Regions from separate parts of the Homo sapiens genome. Here region 1 is linked to region 2. The links are chromatin loops, found by intact Hi-C in ENCODE. Cell type or tissue: HCT116. All regions are shown on one strand. Each heading gives the region's core, and the rest is flanking DNA. Links, peaks and the distances in the headings are about the cores only.

Region 1 (11,109 bases), core at 1,696-9,695, 800 kb after region 2:
TAAGTTGGTCTCTTTCCTAATCTCAAAACTGCATTAGTGATGCTGACAGAGGCTTTAAACTCCTGAAATATCTACACTTGTGGCTGAGGATATACCCGTCTTTTGTGCCTGTGCCCTTCTGGTAAAGCAGTGAGGAAGGTCTGTTATTTAGCAAAGAGCATATTTTTGAAAAAAGTTTGATTTGATAATGACTTTGTTAAAGAGATTTGATCACTTACGGCAGCAACTGATATATGCAAATCACTTACTAGGGCAAGCTGAAAACTGGCTATGGGGTATTCTGGGCCCCAGTCAGTAATACTTAAGGCTTCTGGCAAATGTCACTTTACAAAAGGCCAGGGAGTGAGAAATGGATGATGATGATAGTTTGGGGGAGAGGAGGTGGTGGCAAGGATCTTTTTGTCCAGTAGGTAGATTGTGATTTAAAAGTGTTTGACAAATTGTAATGAAATGTCCTCATTGTCTTCAGGATGAGATTGAAATCTGTGGTTTTTAGGCCTTAGATTTTTGTAGTTTTTTAAGTTGTATGAAAGTTGATCTTACCAATTATCTAACAAAAATGTATTCCAAAGCTAAGAACAACTCTACAAGAGGTATATAGAAACAGCTCTGGGCATGGAGGTCATGCAACATTCCTGCCTTTATAGCCTCTTGGAGGTTAGTTCTTAATCTGCATCCAGAGTTGGAAATCTGTTAATACAACATCCTAGAGCACAGGCAGCCAGTGATTCTGAGTGATGAAGGGCCTGATTCCACTTAACTACAGAATTGTCTTGACATTCAAGGGGGAGCTTCCATGAACCATTTCTGGTGCTACAGACTGTGGAATGGAGTATTGATGTTACTTCTCTGGCAAAACTATATTCTATACTTGACTCTCAAATGGATCAACTGTTACATGTGGGTCAGGCTCAGGAAGAAAGGGTTACAGAGCCTTGGCCTGGTGAAAAGTTGGCTAGCACTTGCCAGTCTTTATAAAGCACGGGGAGGTAAAATGCATCTACCCATTCAGCTCAGTAAAGCACTGCTCTTTACTTATAGCAGTCTCCTATTAGAAGCTCTTCCTTCCTATTACCGACATTCAGGAACTCAACTGATCCCAACTGGTAAAAAATCACTCTAGAAATGCACATGAAAGCAAGTCCTGCACCTAAAGGCTAGAAGGCACTTTTGTAGGTCTCTTCACTGGCTTATTTGACCAGATAGGTCAAAAAAAGTTGATCAGGGTATTTGGGCTTTCCTTCCTCTGAAGGAGACACATAGTGACTCTAGGGTGTAGTATCTGAGTCCATAGGACATGGCTATTAACTGATCACTGAGTTCCTCCATGTTTTATGAGATGTGGCTGGCTCTGAGCATCTATTTCTTTTGAATAAAGCAGTCTTGGGAGTGTGTACAGTGATACACAAGCTTGCTTTCACATCTGAATGTACCTGAGTGTGCCTAGTTGAAATTAAAAGCTTTTTCATTGCTGCCTTGTGGCCTCATACATGCAGATGCCAAAAAGGAATTGAATGTTTGAGTTGTGGGAGGAGAAAGTTCTGTGAGGGATACAGGAGAGGAAGCTGGAAAGATCTGGGTGTAGATCCACTTATAATGCAGGTCAGGCCCTGTGAAGGAAAATACTGGATAGGAAGTAGCTTAGACTGAGGTGATACTAAGTGCCTTGGCAAGGCCGATGGCAAATACTAGAGCCCAGATTGCCCATTAGAGGAGTGGTGAGTGTCCTAAATAGGACGGCCTTAGCATCCCAGCTGCACCTGGGCATCAGTTGGAAACGACCACACATGGGATGTATGGCATTCTAATGGCTCCACAGGTGGCCACTGTGCTGCACAGGTACACTTATCTGTACAAGTTGACAGAAGTAACTGTCCCACAGGCTCCTGTTCTTGAGGGGAAACTGAGGAAAGATGGTGGGATGCAATGTGGCTCCTGTGGCTGGAGTTGATCTTGGGTCAGAATTGAAACTCATTCTCTGCCACCTCCTGGTAATTATGCAACAATGCAATTGTTGACATACTCATCACTTTGATCTCTACAAACTGATTCGAGCCTCACTCTTATAATCTGGATGATTCTTCTTGTACCCACGTGTGGGTTTCCAGGCTAGGTCTGCTTGGATTGTATTTCAGTATAAGGCAGAGACTTGGTTAGAAATGAACTGAACATAAGACTGCCTCTATCAGAGGCAGGTACCTAAACATGGAGTTTTAAACGAAGTATAAGGGCCTTTCTGGGTTCTGGGGTCTTGAGTCAGGGTTGGGGGAAAACTAACGAGTTGTTGGTCCTGTGAGAACCCCATACTGAGGCAGGATTGTACATGTAGGAACTTACTGGAAGGCAGCTATGCTTACCAGTGTACCACCTAAGCTGCAAGAACTTATTTCATGTTCTGTCAGCCAACCCACTACCTGGAGTTGCCCCAAAAGCAACAGCTGGGGAGTTCACTCATGGGACTTGCCCACCATCCCAAGATGGGGCCAGCTGGGAATCCAAATGCACTAAATGCCAGGGGGATAAATCTAAAACACCTACCAGGAAGCTTGCTTACAAAATGCAGGGATCCTTGTGGATAGTGAAAGGGTATCTTGGGTATGTCCCCAATGAGTGGGACAGGTTAGTGTTTTGAGTCTTCAGAATTTGACTAGGCATGGGGCTAGCCTTTACGTGTTAATCAACATGCTTGATGCAACAGCCTAAACAAGTTCGTCAGTGCCTGAGAATATTCAAGGACCCTGGCTTTGGTTCAAGCTTGGGAATACATGCAGCTGGCCAAGGTATTCTGTATCTGTTAGTCTGTCTGTTCTTTCTGTTGCAATAGATGCCTGTGAGAAAACAGGAGCTGCAGGAGAGCCTTCATCCCACAAAAAGAGGTTCTCTATAGAAGCCTCATGTGGCAGTGAAGTTACAGAAGAGTTCTGGGTAGACTGGTAAATCTGAATCCAGGTTGATACAGAAGGGTGAAAAAAGCATTATAAACTCACACTGATCCTACACTAGGTTTATGTCCTACAGCAGACACTTTTCCGATGCTGTCTCAACATTTGTTTCCCTATTGTCAGCCAAATGACTGCTGACTTTGTTTTGGAGATTATTTCATATACTGTTTATATCCTTGGTCATTCTCAGCCATAGGTCTGGATGACTTGAGCATATTAGGGCATCCCATTTCCCTGCCTACATTCCCATGACTACCATAGATTGTGAAGGGATGGGCATACTATCAAGATGGGCATGCCACTAAAACCCAAGGTGATACTGCTGGAATTGATTGATAATGTTTCAAGAAGAGCTTTGAAATAAATACCTGAAGTGTAGAGCAAGTCCATCATGATGGGAGAGTCTGGAACTTGCCATCCAGAGGGTTGTAGTGGGGCTCTGTAGACTCCGAGCATGAATATGATATGAAGGATACAGAAGATGTAAGGAAATCTGGTTCTTGGTGAAAATGAGCCTATTGAAGTAGTCTCAGCTGGAGCCAGCACTATATTTATATTCTTGAGTCAATTAATTTCCTTTTTAAGCCAGTGCAGTTGGGTGTTGGTCATCTGTTATCCAAAGAATCCTAACAGTTACAGCCCAAAGAAACACCAAGAATGTGTGTATTAGAGTAAATTGGTTTATCGCTTGCAAGACTAATACTGACCTTTAGCTAATAAACAGGGGGCATTAGGTAGAACTAAGTAACACTAATGCTTTCCAGACTAAACTTGAAAATGCAGTGGGAGGAGGTAGAATATCTCCCAAAGGGAGTTGGAAACGGTATGCCTTGACCAACATAACACCTACATTATCACATCCATATGCTTATACAGTTGTGTATTAAAGATATGGATATGTTCTGAGATATCAAACAATTTTATCATTATGTGCATGCCATAGAATATAGTTACACAAATCGAGATGGTACAGCTTACTACATACCTAAGTTACATGCCAAAGTCTATTGCTCCCAGGATACAAACCTGTACAGCATGTTACTGTACTGTATACTGTAAGCTATTGTGATCTGTGTATCTAAACATAGAAAATATACAATAAAAATAAGGTATTACAGGCCAGGCGCAGTGGCTCATGCTTGTAATCCTAGCACTTTGGGAGGCTGAGGTGGGTGGATTACTTTTTGAAATGAGCCTGACCAACATGGCAAAACCCCATCTCTACTTAAAAAATCAGCTAGGCGTAGTGGTGTGCACCTGCATTCCCAGCTATTTGGGAGGCTGAGGGATGAGAATTGCTTAAACCTGGGAGGTGGAGGTTGCAGTGAGCTGAGATCGTGCCACTGCACTCCAGCCTGGGTGACAGAGCAAGACTGTCTCAAAAAAGGTATTACAATCTTAAGATAACACCATTCTGTGTTTGTGGTCCATTGTTGGCCAAGACGTCGTGTGGCACATGACTAACTGCTTATAACAAAGTTTACCAGCATAGATGCCATTTTTATAGACAAGGTATTGCTTTAAGATGTCACGTATGACACCAGTTAAGAAAAGCTGTAGGCCGGGCGTGGTGGCTCACGCCTATAATCCCAGCACTTTGGGATGCCGAGGCAGGCGGATCACGAGGTCAGGAGATGGAGACGATGGTGAAACCCCGTCTCTAAAAATACGAAAAATTAGCTGGGCGCGGTGGCGGGCGCCTGTAGTCCCAGATACTTGGGAGGCTGAGGCAGGAGAATGGGGTGAACCCCGGAGGCGGAGCTTGCAGTGAGCCGAGATTGCGCCACTGCACTCCAGCCTGGGCGCGACAGAGTGAGACGCTGTCTCAAAAAAAAAAAAAAAAAAAAAAAGCTGTAGCCATTGCCTGTGCACTTCCATCCAGGATTTAAAGAAGGAATAAGCTTTTTTAAACAAGAGAAACTCTAGGTTGCAGCAATACCTCATACATGGTGAGGTCCCACAAAATGAGGGAGCTCAAAGAAGTGGCTTAGAATGCTGGCTTATATATGGCACCCTGAACAAAGAGCAATATGATTTTAGAAAAGTGACAAGACAAAAGAAGACCTTGAGTCACTATGGGTGGCAAATGAAGGAGGGTAAATATAAAGGCTATGTTATGTAGATGGCTATGGTGCCATCTACAGGCTGATAAAGGTCTAAAGCAAACTTTGGTTAGCCTTTGTCCTTCCTGGTGCCAATGACTGAGTTTGAGGACCAGTGACCAGAAAACCCACGTGTTTTTATTTTTACCTAATGCTTTTTAACTCTAAAGTTCAGGGGGTAATGTGCAGGTTTGTTATATAGGTTAATTCATGTAACAGTGGCTTGTTGTACAGATTTAGTCACCCGGGTACTGAGCCCAGTACCCATTAGTTTTCCTGATTTTCTCCCTCTTCCCACTCTCCACATTCCAATAGGTCCCCAGTGTGTTTCCATCTGAATCCATGTATAGCTCCCACTTATAAGTGAGAATATGCAGTATTTGGTTCTCTGTCACTGTGTTAATTTGCTCAGGAAAATGGCCCCCAGCTCCATCCATGTTTCTGCAAAGGACATGATCTCATTCTTTTTATGGCTGCATAGTATTCCATGGCATATATGTACCACATTTTCTTAAGTCTGCCATTGGGCATTTAGGTTGATTCCATGTCTTCACTATCGTGAATAGTGCTGCAATAAATATGTACATGTATCTTTATGATTTATAATCACTTGGGTATATACCCAGTAATGGGATTACTGGGTTGAATGGTAGCTCTGATGAATCACCAGTTTTCTGCAGTTGAACTAATCTACACTCCAACAGTGTGTAAATGTTCCTTTTTCTCTGTAACCTTGCCAGAACCTGTTAATTTTTAACTTAATAGCCAATGGCACCTCATTGTTTTGAAGTTTTTATTTGCATTTCTTTAATGATCAGTGATACTGAACTTTTTTTTCGTATGCTTCTTGGCCACATATGTTTTCTGGAAAGTGTCCATATCCTTTGCCCACTTTCTGATGGGGTGGTTTCTTTCCTTGTCAATTTTAAATTCTGTATAAATGCTGGATATTAGACCTTTGTCAAATGCATAGTGAGCAAATATTGTCTCCCATTCTGTAGGTTGTCTACTCCAATAGTTCTTCTAGCTGTACAGAAGTTCTTTAGTTTAATTAGATCTCACTTGTCAATTTTTGCTTTAGGTGCAATTGCCTTTGGAGTCTTTGTCATAATCTTTGCTGTACCTATGTCCAGGATGGTGTTGTCTAGGTTGTCCTCCTGGTTTTATAGTTTTGGGTTTTACATTTAAGTCTTTTAATCCATCTTGTTTTTTGTATATGGTGTAAGGGGGTCCAGTTTCAAGCTTCTGCATATGGCTTGCCAGTTACCCCAGCAACATTTGAATTACAGAGTCCTTTCCCCATTGCTTGTTTTGGTCAGCTTTGTCGGATCAGACAGTTGTAGGTGTCTAGCCTTATTTTTGGGCTCTATTCTGTTCTGCTGGTCTGTTTTTGTACCAGTACCATACTGTGTTGGTTACTCTAGCCCTGTAGCATGGTTTGAAGTGAGGTAACATGATGCCTTCACCTTCCTTTTTGCTTAGGATTGTCTTTGCTATTCGGGCTCTTCTTGATTCCATATGAATTTTAAAATAGATTTTCTTCTAGTTCTGTGAAAAATGTCAATGGTTGTTTAATGGGAATAGCACTGAATCTATAAATTGCTTTGGGAAGCATGGCCATTTCAATGATATTGATTCTGCCTCTCTACGAGCATGGAATGTTTTTCCATTTATCTCCGATTTGTTTTGAATAGTGTTTTGTAGTTCTCCTTTTTGTGTTCCTAGATATTTTATTCTTGCAATTGTAAATGGGATTGCATTCCTGACTGGCTCTTGGTTTGACTGTTGGTGTACAGGAATGCTAATGACACTCTTTTTTTTTTTTTTTTTTTTTTGAGTCTTGAGACTTCACTGAAGTTTATCAGTTGAAGGAGCTTTTAGGCTGAGACTGAGGTTTTCTAGGTATAGGGTCATGTCATCTGCAAACAGGGATAGTTTGACGACTTCTTTTTATTTGGATGGTCTTTCTTTCTCTTGCCTGAATGCTCTGCCCAGGACTCTCAATGCTATGTTGAATAGGAGTGGTGAGAAAGGGCATCCTTGTCCTGTGCTGGGAAAACACGGGTTTTCCTGAGGCCCCAGAAATGTGCTTACCCAGGAAAAATGTGTGTGAAGGGCATTCCTGAAATAACACAGCGTGCTAAATTAGTCATGTTCAGAGTCTACTGCAGTCAGTTGCAGTAGAGGGAGGGGAAAGACACTTTGGCAAGTGTACTCTGCTTGTCTCCAAATGGGGGTCAGAGAGTTTTGCCTATATCTGCTTAATTGCCTTCAGTGGAAAATAATTCTTATGCTAAAGTGGCATGTTCTGGGGTGGCATATTGACCATCTGCAGTGTGTTCAAACTAGGTTGTTTTTCTTACCCATTACCATAGTCTCACTTTGTTATTCCTGTAAGTATATTTAGGGAACAATGTTACCCTCCAAGTCTGGGGATGGAAAAGTGCAGACTGGTAAAAGAAATGCTCTTGTTTAAGTGTTGTGCACCCAGGTCTGACGTGCATAGATCTACTGGTGAGCCTAACCCTTTACAGAGAAGCCTGCCATGGACCCCACATTGCCTGATGTCAGAGGCTTGCCACAGAAAGGTTTCAACAGAGGTAGACTGGAACACAAATTCACAGCTGTGGGTGAAATGGCTCTTGCAGCACTTCTTGCCCATGAAGCCAACATAGCCTTCTGAGTGGAAGTTACCATCTTAATCCTTCTCATCTTAGTCCTCTTCCGAAGCCTTGTCCTCTTGGTCATTGCCAATCAAATGACTGAAATTTCACCTGTGAGATTTCAGGAATCTTCTTCACACCTCTACTATGTTTCACACATGCCTTTGTTCAGGGTAAGCATGTTTCTAGAGCTCCAAACTTGTTTTCTGGCCATTGGTACTCAAATGTTAGCACTAGTTCTGTGAAATGTCACAATACATTTTATTAATCTACCTCATTAATCAGACACAAAATGGTTAGCAAGGGAAGAATTGCTATTTTAGAACTAGGTTTTGGGCAAGCTTTGACCTGTTCGTGAGTTTCAGGATGATAAACTACTTTTAACAGAGTTCCTGAAATTGACATCTACCATTGAAGAAACACTTGGTTTCATTTTACTAAGCTACTCCCTAATGGAAATGTGAGAATCACATTTTCCTTGCTGAATTCCCAACTAAATACCATTCTAACTTGACTCTGTTTGCAGGAACATGCAGGGGAAGGCAAAGCAAGAGTTGGTGGCAGAGTTACCTGAGTCCTAGTCAGTTCAGACCCAGTGAACCTCCAATCAAAACAAATGTGAATTCTGGTCCTGCTGGTCAGTCTGTGTTCACTCCTCTGGCCACTTAAGTTTTGGATGGTTGGTGATAAGCTACCTGTTGAGGCATTGATTAGAGCCAAAAGTAGGTAGATAGCTATGCTCAGGAAAGCCAAAAGTAGAAAGATATTGTTTAGAGCAGAAAATGAAAAGACCAGAGCAGAAGAATGCAAAGTAATTGGCCCAGAGCAAATGGCAGGAGGTAACCTGGCAAACTGTAAAATTAGGATTGGAAAGATGAGGACAAACTTTGGAAGAGAAGATCCATATATACTAGATAACAATATCAAATGGAATAAAGTTAATATCCATAGTGTTAAGATAATAGAGAAATGGACCAAATCATCTGACATAAGATAGTCAACCTCCTCCTCATGAAGTAGCCTTAGAAGTGTCTTCAGGGGATATGCATGCTTGTCTTCACATCTGAATTCTAGTACTTCAGTTTTAGTTGAAACTAAACTTTTCTGCTGCTGACTTGTGCCCTCTTACATACAGATGCCAAGATGGAATTAGGTGTACAAGAGTAATGGGAGTGGGAAGAAAGTCTTGTGAGGGAAATAGAGGAGGGAGTTAGAGGAATTTGGAAGAAGATTAGACCACAAAGCAGGATTGACCTTGTGAAGGAAAGAAGTGTTATGTAGGAAGTGGCTTAGACTGAGGTGCCATAGTGTTTTGGCAAGGTTTGATGGGTGATTTGGGCTCTGGTACTTGCCATCTAGAGTTCCAAGTGCCTTAAATGGGCCTGCCTTAGCATCCCAACACAAGCGTCAGTTGGAAAGAGCCAAGGGAAGTGTGTTCTAATGACCAGCACAGTTGACTCCTGTGCTTCAGATCTTCTCTATGGAGGTTCACAGAGCAGTGACTCCTGGTTTACAGGAGGAAACTTGGAGGATGCTAGTGGGATGAGATACAGCTCCTGCTACCCCAACAACTGATACTAATCCTCTTCCTCCTGCACTAGCCACTCTAAATTCCATTTGCCCTGAGCCGCCATCTCAGGTGGTTAGTGCTTACCTACTGGTATGAAACAAATGTTAATATTAATGGGTCTGAATCCCTAGTGATCATATGCTTTTCAGTTTTGAATGTGAGCTACAATGGGTCAAAGAAGTATGATGACACAAGTCAAACCTGAATTCAACTTATATTAACTTCTCCCTGTGTGTAGAACAGCCCAAAGCTCTTCCTGCTGACTGTTTTCTTTTCCCTGCAACATGTTTGATGCACAAGGCGATGTGATATCTCATTTGGAGTGATGGAAAATGGCACCACTTGGGCTCCTTCCTCATTTTTAGCACCTATGTAGTCTTTCTACTTGGGATAGAGTGTAGAGTATCACATAGATGTTTCTATAATGTGCATCATGGAGGGCACCAAATTTTCAGTAGTTTAACTGAGTGCTTCTATGCTGTGTGAAGCTGTCTGAACATTGAAGCTACTTGCTTCTGAAAGATGCAGTGACACCAGTTTATCCCATGATTGAGGTCCACTGTACCTTATATGTGACCTCAGTCCATTGGTGAGATGTCCTTCTGGGTATAATTCCATGCCTGTAGAGGGGACATTGCAAATAGTGGTGGTAGTGAAGGGTCTCCAACCAAGAAAGACAAACCCATGGCAAGATAGCTATCTATTCCTGTGAGTCTATATTGTAGGCTTTTCTAGAAGGGAAGGGGTTCAATGTAGTTAACCTGCTACCAAGTAGTATGTTGGTGTCAGAATGCCATATTTAGATCCAATGTTTTATCTCCAGCAGGCTGGACATTCAGAGGCAGCAGTAGCTAGATTGTCCCTAGAAACTGGCATTCCATGCTGTTGGGTACCTGTGTAGTCTTCATCTTTGTCACTAGGGCCACTTATTCTCCCATTAGCTGATCCAAGTGGGCTACTGAAAACTGGCACAGCCATTGGGTCTTGTTCACCCAGTCTTCTGTGGTTGATGCTTTGTAGTGGGGCTTAACATAGAACATAAAATCTACCTGTTTTCTACAGGCACGTGCCTTTTCATAGACTTGTTGTCTCAAAATTCCTAATCCCCTTCCGTCTAGTCTACTGACCACGTAGCCAGGACATTGGCCTCTGCAGAGATGAGGATATATTCTCATCTTGGACTGTGTGTCAATCACCTTAACATAGAGATTCATGGTATAATAGGTTACATTTTCAAGTCTCCAAAGATGTAGCCTAGAGGCATATTTTCCTTGGTGCTATAACCATAGAGCATAGTCAGGATGCTTTAGAATTGGAAATAGTGTCCTCAGCATTTGGAACAGAAGTTTGTTTCCTTACCCCAAAATGGTATTAGGTTTACTGACAGAGGCTTATAAACTCCTGAACAAAAATTTGTGATTTAGGAATTTACTTGTCTTTGGCTCTTTTGATAGAGATGAGGATCTTTCACTTGATTAAAAATAAAGTCTTTAAAGTACAATAGGATTCTCATTTAGTAGCCAAACTTGAAAGCAGACTGGCCCTGGGGTATTCATAGTACTAGTCAGTAATGCCTAGGCCTGATGACAAAACCATGAGCCAAAACTTAAAATGAAGGAATACATGTCAGTTTTTGGCTGAGGTTAGTGGCAGAAATGGATCTCTTGCTCACGAGGTGTTTTCTGACTTCAAGCCCTTTCTTTTGGACAAAGTGAAACTTGCTCTCCTTACTTTTAGGATGGAGTTGAAATCCGTAGTGTCTTTAGACCTGTGATGCTATTGGTTTTTGTAAGACTCCCTGTACTGAGCGAGTGTGAAGGCCTAGTTTGCGT
Region 2 (11,109 bases), core at 2,161-10,160:
TAGTGGAGACAGTGTTTTACCACATTAGTCAGGCTGGTCGTGAACACCTGACCTCAGGTGATCCACCTGCCTCGGCCTCCCAAAGTGCTGGAATTACAGGCGTGCGCCAAAATGCCCGGCCGACTTATCAGTTTTTTAAACTCCTGCCTCCTTTTGATAAACATAAAAAATCCACATGAAACTTTTGTTTAATGTACGTATTATGGAAACAATAAGCTATTTTCCAAATATAAATTTTAATATGATTAAGCTTTTTGAACTTTTAAATATAGATTGCCCTTATTAGAGATTAATAATATAGTATGTGTAAAAGCAAATTACACATTCTATAATCCCCTGCCCCTAAAGTCCGATACATCCTCCCTGAAAGGGTACTTTTCTCCTTCACTTTCTCCTAATTGAAACTCACTGAAATAGCATCTACATAGAACATCACTGCATGGTGGAGCGGCAGATAAGCTGGTTAAGCAATCTATCATTACTATCATCTGGATGTCCCAGGATGGTTGGGGTAAGTAGAAATGTATGAAGACTCTAACTGGCAATGGGATTTTATCATTGAAAAGTGCAGAGCTGGCCAATTCAGACCCAAGTTGCAGGTGTACCTGGGAGAATACACACTTGTAGGTTTTCAAATTTACTAATATTTAAGCAGTTTGATTCTCTACAATTACTTCAACATTTGACTATTGGGCTTGAATTTAATGAATCCTGGTGCCCTCTTGTGGACATGAGAGAATGTACAAAGAGTATAGCTTTGAGTTCTTTTCATTTTAAGGATTACTTTGTGTACCCATGTCCCATTAACCTAAGATAACTCAATAGGTAGAAGATCTCAAGTCACACAGCCAGGCATAATGTTGCCAATTATAAGCCCTGTGAACTTAAGATTCCTTATCTGATAAATGGCAGTAACAATAGTACCCACCTTACTAAGGTTCTTGAGAAGATTAAGGATTTAAGGAAATTCCCTTCCATTCCTACTTTCCTAAGATTTTGTTTGAAACCATGAATAGGTATTGAATTTTATCATATGTTTTTTCTGCATTTTTAAAGATGTACACTTCTGTTTTGACTCAGCTCTGGGACCCAACACTACAACCCTTCTCCAGGCATGGCTGTACCCTTACTTTATACATCCATACATACAATTGGCCCTCTGTATCTGTGGGTTCTGCATCTATGGATTCAACCAACCACAAATTGAAAATATTTGGGAAAAAAATAATAAATAATAATACAACAATAAAAATAATACAAATTTTAAAATAATATAGTATAACAACTATTTACAAGCATTTACCTTGTATTAGGTATTGTGACTTTTTTTTTTTTTTTTTTGAAACAGGGTCTAGCTCTGTTGCCCAGGCTGGAGTGCAGTGGCATGATCATAGCTCACTGCAACCTTGAACTCTTGGGCTCAAATAATCCTCCCACCTCAGCCTTCCAAAGAGACTACAGGCTCATGCTACTATGCCTGGCTAATTTATTATTATTATTAGTTTTTGTAGAGATAGGGTCTCACTATGTCTCCAACTCCTGGCCTCAAGTGATCCTTCTGCCTCCTCCTCCCAAAGTGCTTGGGATTACAGGTGTGAGCCACCATGCTCAGCCTAGAGATGATTTAAAGTATATGGAAGGATGTCATCAATGATAGACTGGATAAAAAAATGTGGCACATATACACCATAGAATACTACGTAGCCATAAAAAAGGATGAGTTCATGTCCTTTGCAGGGACATGGATGAAGCTGGAAACCATCATTCTCAGCAAACTAACACAAGAACAGAAAACCAAACACTGCATGTTCTCACTCATAAGTGGGAGTTGAACAACGAGAACACATGGACACGGGTTGGGGGGAGGGCATCACACACCAGGGCCTGTCAGGTAGTGGGGGGCTGGGGGAGGGATAGCATTAGGAGAAATACCTAATATAGATGATGGGTTGATGGGTGCAGCAAACCACCATAGCACGTGCATACCTATGTAACAAACCTGCACGTTCTGCACATGTAGCCCAGGACTTAAAGTATGATAAAAAACAAAAAGTATAAAAATAAAGTATATGGAAGGATGTGTGTGTGTCATATGCAAATACTATACCATTTTATATAAGGGACTTGAGCATCCATGGATTTTGGTGTCTGTGGATGAGGGGGCCTGGAACCAATCCCTCACAGATACTGCAGGATGTATCTTAGCCTGGCACATAGTGGGCTCTCAATAATGTTATCTGTGTTTAGTATCAATCATCTTAATCAATTATCAATCCCTTAAAGGAAAGGGAAGGGTATGAAGGATATAGTATCCCAAAACAGAGTGGCTACAGATACTAGTAACCTCTCCTCCCCAGTCCCATCCTACCTCATTCCTGATTCCCTGCAGCAACTACTCAACTCTCAACTATTTCTTTTTATATTTATCATCATATTTTTAATAACATGTTTTATGGATCTTCTTCATTTTTTTTGTCCATATGTAGTATTATCTATTGACTTTCTATTATGGAAGATGAACGTTTAACTCTCTTACAGTACTCCCTCCATACTTCCTTTCCCCCATTTATGATCCCATGTATGTAAAAATAATGTACTCTATTTTATATATTTGGTCCTCTCCATAATAACCAAAAATATGGACCAAGGCATAAAAGGTGAATACTAAAAAACGGAACCTTGTTTCACATTATTAATGTCAAATAAGCCTGAACTCTTCTTAAATGAAGCAAAGAAAAAATTTATAATGAAAAAGATTATAATTTGCAATGATAATGGAGTTATCACATAACTTTATGCAACAAGGAAGAAGAAATAAAAGGAGAAGGTTTTAATCACCTTTGTTGGTCCATGTCTGATCAAGCAGAGGAAAACTAAAAAGGACATAAAATATCTAAACAATTTAATAAATAAATCCAAATGTGATTCCAGATAGACTCATATGACCAAATAACACATGCAAATATTGACCTTATATCAGGTTATAGAGAAAACTGTTTTCCAAAGCAGCTGCACCATTTTACACTCTAATCAGCAGGGCCAATTTCTCTACATCTTCACCAATACTTGTTATTATGTCTTTTTGATCATAGCTGCCTTAGTGGGTATGAAGTGGTATCTTATTGTGATTTTGACTTGCACTTATTTAATAGTTAAAGATATTGAGCATCTTTTCATGCACTTTTGGTCATTTGTATCTCTCTTTTTTTTTTTTTTTGAGATGGAGTCTCGCTCTGTTGCCCAGGCTCGAGTGCAGTGGCGTGATCTCGGCTCACTGCAAGCTCCACCTCCCAGGTTCATGCCATTCTCCTGCCTCAGCCCCTCCCGAGTAGCTGGGACTACAGGCGCCCGCCACCATGCCTGGCCTGGCTAATTTTTTTGTATTTTTAGTAGAGTCAGGGTTTCACCATGTTAGCCAGGATGGTCTCGATCTCCTGACCTCGTGATCTGCCAGCCTCGGCCTCCCAAAGTGCTGAGATTACAGGAGTGAGCCACCATGCCTGGCCGGTCGTTTGTATATCTTCTTATCGGAAATGTCTATATAAATCCTTTGCTCATTTTAAAAATTGAATTGTCTTTTTATTGTTGAATTATTATTGAATTCTAAGACTTGTATTGTAGATGCAAGCCCCTATCAGATACATGTTTTACAACAATTTTCTCCCATTATCAGGGTTGTTTTTGTATTCTCTTTATGTTGTCATTTGAAACACAGTTTTAAATTTTGATGATGTCCAATTTATTTTTTTCTTTTATTACTTGTGCTTTTGTAATCGTATTCGAGAAACCATTGTCTGATTCCAGGTCATGAAGATTTATGCCAGTGTTTTCTTCTGTAAGTTTATAGCTTTAGCTCTTACATTCAGGTTTTTTTTGATATTTTAACTTTTTGTCTATGGTATGAGCTAAGGGTCCAGCTTTTTCTTTGATCTGTGGATATCCAGCTGGCCTAACATCATTTGTTGAAAACATTATTCTTTTCCCCATTTAATTTTCTTGGTTCCCTTGTTGAAAATCAGTTGACCATAAGTATGAGGGTTTATTTCTGAACTCACAATTCTATTATATTCTATTTATGTCTGTTCTTCTGCCAGTACCATGCTGTCTTGATTACTGTGGCTTTGTAGTAAGTTTTGAATTTGAAAGTATGTCTTCCAACTTCTTTCTTCTTTTTCAAGATTGTTTGGATATTCTGGGTCCCTTGAGTTTCCATATGAATTTTAAAATCGCTTTTCAGTTGCTGCAAAGAAGCCAAGTGAGATTTTAATAGGGATTACATTTAATCTGTAGATCAAATTGGGGAATATTGCCATCTTAACAATATAAAGCCTTCCAATCAATGAACGTGGGATGTCCTTCATTTATTTAGGTCTTTTAAATTTTCTTTCAACAATGTTTCATGGTTTTCAGTGTATATGTGTCATGGTACATTTTTGCTGCCATAACAAAATACCTTAGACCAAGTAATTTGTAAACAGCATAAATTTGTTGCTCATAGTTATGGAGTCTGGGAAGTCCAGGATCAGAGCACCAGCAGATTCAGTATCTGGTGAGGGCTTGCCTTCTGCTTCCAAAATGGCACCTTGTTGCTTGACTTTACATGGTGGAAGGCGGAAGGACAAAGGAATAGAGCCCTTCCTTCAACCTGTTTCATGACAGCACTAATCCCATTCATGAGGTTGGAGTGTTCATGACTTAATCACTTCCCAAAAGACACACCTCTTAATACTATCATACTGACTATTAGATCCTAACATGAATTTTGGAGGGACACATACATTCAAACCATAGCAATATGTTTTGCATTTCTTTTGTTCAATTTATTTCTAAGTATGTTCTTCTTTTTGAAGCTATTATAAATGGAATTTTTTTAAAATTTCATTTTCAGATTGTTCATTGCCAGTGTATACATATCCCCCCCTCCGAATCCAGCATCCACAATATTTTTAATAATGACAGGATCCGGTTAGTTTTTGTAGTACAGCTGGCCTCTTGGCCTCTGGTGTAGGGTTTGGAGTAGCTGTGCAGGTACCTGGGGCCTTACTGAAATGCTTGTATATTTCTTGGTCCTTGTGAGGATGAAAGAGCAGGACAATGCATAGACTTTGGGGGCGTCCAGGTCAGGACCTTGCCCTCCAATTATGATCCCCACAACCATTCATTTTGTGTTCTTGGCCAGGAAACTTCATTTTCTTGATCATCTGGCCTGTTGCTGCCACTCATGAATATCCTCTACAGCACAACTTGGTTGAAGGTGGAGTTGGTTCCTCTGGCCAGAAACATGTACCGCTTGACCAACAGCTTTAGATCAATTTCCTGGCTCTTGAGTTTCTGGCACTGGGTTCCTTGTGGCAGGTGTGGACTCCCATGATGGTGCCTCCTACTCAGCCATGTCCAAAAAAGTGAGCACTCTCAGACTCTTTAAATACTTTATTTGGAATTTTTGGACATTTACCCAATTTTTACCTAATTTTTTCCATATAGAATTACACATATTCAGAAGTGAGCTAAGAGTCTTTTTCTTATTGGATCATTTAGGTTACCTTAGGTCTGAAATTCTCAGATATGTATTGCTCTCATCTACTAGATCCTTGAAATTTGCCAAAATTTAAATTATTTTTGGCAAAATTGAGCAAATATGAACACTTCCAATGTCAGTGAGGAAGTGTTAAAGTGAGTACTTCCATATACTATTGGTGGGACTGTGAAATGGTGCGGGCACTCTGAAAATAAGTTTGCCAATACCAAAATCCTCAGTTAAGATTGTAATTTTAGACCCCGTACTTTTCCTTCTATAAATCTATCATTAAAATACTGAGATCCAGACCAAGATTTATATATAAGACCTCCTCAGTATTATTTTATAGTACAAACGTGTTGAAATCAATTTCAATGTGCCATAAAAATATTTATCTATGCATTAAAAAAGGCTGAAAGGAAATATATCAAATTGTAATAATGTTATCTCTGAAGAATGGGATGAGGTAAAGTCAGTATAATCAGTAATAAAAAATGGGGGCAAGAGCACAGATTGTACTAGTTACAGACTTGAGTTTGAGTTCTCTCTCTGCCAGATGTAGCTGAATGACTTTGGGCAAGTTACTTAACCTCTCTAAGCCTCAATTTCCTTAAATATAAGATGGTGGTAATAATAGTTGTTGCCTTATAGGGTTACTGAAAGAATTGAGTGAGATATACACAAAGTGCTTAGCACAGCAGTTGATCCACAGTGAGTGCTAAGTGTTAGCTCTCGTTGTCATTGGTCACCTGGCCTTGTCATATACAACTGCACAATCCCCTGGAAATGTTTCCACTGAATGAGACACCTATGGATTTGGACAGACTGGCTTTTTCTGCCATGTACTTCAATGGCCTTAGTTGTTGAGGACTCGATATGTGCATGTGATGTGAGTGTAATTGACCAGAGAGGTAGTGTGGCACAGGGGAAAGAACAAGGAGACTTTGGTCCCAATCTAGGTCTTGGTTCCCTCATCAGTGAAGTGAAGGGAGCTGGACTAGAGAATTTCTAAGATCTCTTCTGGCTCTAAAATGTTCATTTCTCACCAGGCACGGTGGCTCACACCTGTAATCCCAGCACTTTGGGAGGCCGAGGCAGGTGGATCACCTGAGGTCAGGAGTTCAAGACCAGCCTGGCCAACATGGTGAAACCCCGCCTGTACTAAAAATACAAAAAATTAGCCAAGTGTGGTGGTTGGCGCCTGTAATCTCAGCTACTCGGGAGGCTGAGGCAGGAGAATCGCTTGAACCTGGGAGGTGGAGGTTGCAGTGAGCCAAGATCACGCCACTGCACTCCAGCCTGGGCAACAAGAGGGAAACTCCATCTCAAAAATAATAATAATAATAATAATAATGCCACAGCAATTGTGAATTTAGACTTTTGTCTCCTAAACACAAGGTGGCAGCAAAAGACTAGGCTCTTGGCTGCCATTTGCCAAAACCAGTAGGATAAGATGGTATTATTTAATTTACACTATGTTATAAAGTAAAAGATCTAGGTGGCTTAAGATCACTACCTGCTCTTAGTGGTTTCTATGAGGCCCAGGTTTAATGTCCCTAGAATTATGCTTTTATCGCTATAATCGGAATTCCCCTACTCTCAATATATCCACTGAAGTCACCACTCAACAACACCTCTGCCTACAATTTCTCCAAGGCTTTTTCTATCACTTCTACTGCTTCTTGGAAAAATACCCTTCAAGTTTTCACCTGTGATGAGCAGGGGTCTTGCTGGCAGAATGGCAGCTATGTGCTTTACAAGATAAAAACAACTTCTGTCTTCCAGGATCGGGGAGGATTTGCAGTATGGGGGCTTGGTAGTGCTCTCTCAGGGAAAAAATTTCAAATAAAACACCCATGTGTTGCCAGTCTATTCAAATATGTTCCAATTATAAACAATAGTAGGAAATCTCGATGATCTGTGGGTTGGGTTTCTGTGTTCCTTGGTTGGAGCTGATCACTCCTGGCCAGGTGGGGCTGGAAAAGGATGGTGAGAAAGTGGGAGACAGACCATGAAGTGAGATGGGAAACCCCATTGCAGAAACGGAGTGAGGGGCCTGTCCTCAGAATCTAAAGAAGGTTGTTCTGAAGATCCCTAGGGAAGAGGCCAGGGGCCTAGTTGAGACACAGGTGAGGTGACCCTCAGGAGAATATTTTCAACCTGAGGTCCGAGGGAGTGGGCCTGAGGCCTAAATAGAAAGATCCTCTTTCTTCAGGGACCTTGGGGATTTCCAGGCAGAAGTTGACCTAAGAGAGGCAGTGGGAGTAGAATGGAAGGGCTAAAAAGATAGGGCCAAAGGTCAAGTTAAAGGATTGACATGTAGACTAGAAGGAAATTGACACAAGTACCAGGAAGAAGTTGTTTAATGGTTCTGATAGATGCCACATGACTTAAGCAACTGGAAACTGACCTTGCAACCCCTACAATGGCATTGGGCTCATACCCTGAGATTCCAAAGCAGAGGGGATCTCCAGAGGAGAGGAAGGAGGGCAGGTTATAAACAGAGCCTTTTTTTTTCAGAGAGGATCCTCTTCCTTCTTTTATTTCCTTCCTGCTAAGTGGTAAGAGCAGAAAATCATTAAGGAAAGCAGCAGAAGAAACTGGCAGATCTGGAATGTGGGCCATTTTCTCACCACAATGTGGGCTTCTTCACTTCCGCAGGATTCTACCTGCTTTAGGGGTCACACCCTCTGCAGGGTGCTTGGGGATCGAGGGACAAGGAGGGAAAATGTTTTAACCTTTAAACTGGTGGCCTTTTTGGTGGTTACTATCTAAATTACCTCCAAAATGATTGGGGGTGGGAAGGGGAAAGAAAACCTAACCTGGACCTAAGGGACTTGTGGTAGGGATCGGATACTGCAATGAGCGTGGAATCATACATTTCTCTTTCAACTTGATGAGGTGCTCCCACGGAGGGACAGTTAGCAGAAAATTTGGTAAAGGCCTTATCACAGACCAGAGATATGACCAACTGGGGTGAGCTTTAAGGAGGAACTAGGGTAGAAAATGGTTAATGTTTTGCTGAAATACAGGGAAGAAACAAGGTGGATTGGATCATAACCAACTTCTTTCACAATGTCATAAAAGTACCCAAACTGTGGAGTGCACCCACATCTACATGAGCAAGTCTTGTGAATTGCTTTGATGCTTGCACCGTGCCATCTCAGGCCTGCCATGGTGCTAAGTCACCCTCCACAGATGCAGGGCTTCCAGCTTCCACCTGAGAGCAGGAGCAGTAGGTTAACTTTGTGTCAAAGACTCATCCTTCCTTTCCTTTGACTTCAAAGGTCCCTTGGTGGAACTTTCTACTGTCGGGTCTTTCATGATTCCCTATCAGAGGTTTTACATGTATGCTTTCGACTCTGAAAGGGAGACAATGCCAGCTAAACACAAGGAAAGCTGTTCAGGCTGAGTGTGGGAGAAGGGGAAGCTGGTTGCTGATTCTAATTCTGATGTTTGAGGGGAAAATAATATGTTTTTTTTTTTGAGACAGAGTCTTGCTCTGTTACCCATGCCAGCATGATATTGGCTCACTGCAACCTCTGCCTCCCAGGTTTAAGTGATTCTCATGCCTCAGCCTCCCGCGTAGCTGGGACTACAGGCACCTGCCACCACGCCCAGCTAATTTTTGTATTTTTAGTAGAGATGGGGTTTTACCATGTTGGTCAGGCTGGTCTTGAACTCCTGACCTCAGGTGACCCACCCGTCTCGGCCTTCCAAAGCACTGGGATTACAGGCATGAGCCACCGTGCCTGGCTGGAAAATAATACTTCTATCTCACTGATCACATTTACCGGTAGTATGCTTTAAGCAGGAAACAAGAACTGGGTAATTGCGGCAGAAAAGCCTTTAAAAGAAAATGACTTCATTGGCATTAGCAAACACCTACAGAGATAATATCTCTGACCTTAGCTGGCAGGCACTGAGAAAATTCTGAGGAATAGAGGGGGAGTCTGGAAGACTTGGGACTTTGATTTTTCTTATCCGGGTCAGACATTGATCTTTAAAAAATGACATACGTTTTATAGTCATTAACTTATCACTTAAAATGTTCTGCTGCTACAGTTCCTGGAGTAGGGGTAGAACCCTTCAGTTTATTGAGGACCAAAGACCTACATTAAAAGTAAATCAAAGCCTAAAGGGAAGCAAAAAGCAACTTAATTGACTTCAAAAATTTTTAAGCCGTTCACTGGTTTAAGTAAAAAATATGAAGCATAGTAACAATTTTCAGCCACTCTGGAAAACAGTTTGGAAGTTTCTCAAAAAGTTAAACATGGACTTACCATATGGCCAGGAATTGCACTGCTAGGTAAATACTCAAGAAAAATGAAAACATACATCCAAACAAATGTTCATAGTAGCATTATTCATGATAGCCAAAAAGTGGAGAAACCCACATTTTTGTTAACTGATGGTGAATACATTAAATGTGGTATATCAATATAATGGAATATTATTTAGCCATAAAAAAGAATGATGTACTGATACATGCTGCAATGTGGAGAAACCTTAAAAAACTGAAAGAAGGCAGACACCAAAGGCCACATATTGCATGATTCCACTCATATGAAATGCCCAGAACAGGCAAATCCATAGAAAAATAAAGTACTTCAGTGGCTGCCAGGGGCTGGTTTGGTATAGGGGAGAATGGAGTAGGACTGCGAGTGGATATGAGGTCTCTTTTGGGACGATGAAAATGTTCTGAAATTAGATAGTGGTCCTAGTTCCACAACTCTGTAAATACACTATAAGCCAATGAACTGTTCAATGAAAAAGGGTGAATTTTATAGTATGTGGATTTAATTTTATGATATGCGAATTACATCTCAATAATATATGAAGCGTGAAACTTTATTCAATAAATATATTAAACATTTAAAATATAATTCAATTAAAATTAAAAATGAAGTATAGGGAAGGAGAACAAGACAACGAGGAAAGATGGAAGAGAAAATACTTGGCTCAAGAAAGAAAATGAGCTGGGTGCAGTGGCTGACATCTGTAATCCCAGCACATTGTAAGGCCAAGGAGTTCAAGACCAGCCTGGGAAACATAGTGAGACCCATTTGTTAAAAAAGTTCAGATGTGGTGGCTCACACCTGTAATTCCAACACTTTGGGAGGCCAAGGTGGGTGGATCGCTTGAGGTCAGGAGTTCGAGACCAGTCTGGCCAATGTGGTGAAACCCCGTCTCTACTACAAATACAAAAATTAGCTGGGCATGGTGCTGGAAGCCTGTAATCCCAGCTACTTGGGAGGCTGAGGCAGGAGAATTGCTTGAACCCAAGAGGTAGAAGTTGCAGTGAGCTGAGATCACGCCTCTGCACTCCAGCCTGGGTGACAGAGCAAAACTCTGTCTAAAAAAAAAAAAAAAAAAAAAAATTAGCTGGATGTTGTGGCATGTGCCTGTAGTCCTAACTACTCAGGAGCCTGAGGCAGAAGGATCAGTTGAGTCCAGGAGGTTGAGGCTACAGTGAGCCAAGATGGTGCCACTGCATTCCAGCCTGGATGACATAATGAGAACTTGTCTGAAAAAAAAAAGGAAGGAAGGAAGAAAATGAAAACCAAACAAGAGAAGAGAGGCTGATTCCA

What was found. Peaks named below come from ENCODE experiments on the same cell type or tissue, not always from the same donor. Only the 100,000 strongest peaks of a DNase experiment are listed, where the experiment ranks them.
Region 1: a loop joins it to region 2, with 8 times the contacts of the local background. A loop is called at or near these places in 4 of 110 quality-filtered maps.

The regions. Positions count from the first base shown.
Region 1 is chr4:77,303,972-77,315,080 of GRCh38, forward strand. It overlaps the pseudogene LOC100421141. Among named protein-coding and RNA genes, the nearest start is that of CCNG2, 150 kb to the left of the region's middle. In HCT116, for the core only: a CTCF peak has its summit at 5,080 (motif pointing left); a DNase peak (open chromatin) is centred at 5,100; H3K27me3 peaks cover 2,319 bases.
Region 2 is chr4:76,504,338-76,515,446 of GRCh38, forward strand. All of the region lies in intron 1 of SHROOM3 (shroom family member 3), which reads left to right. Among named protein-coding and RNA genes, the nearest start is that of MIR4450, 64 kb to the right of the region's middle. In HCT116, for the core only: a CTCF peak has its summit at 6,946 (motif pointing right); a DNase peak (open chromatin) is centred at 6,944.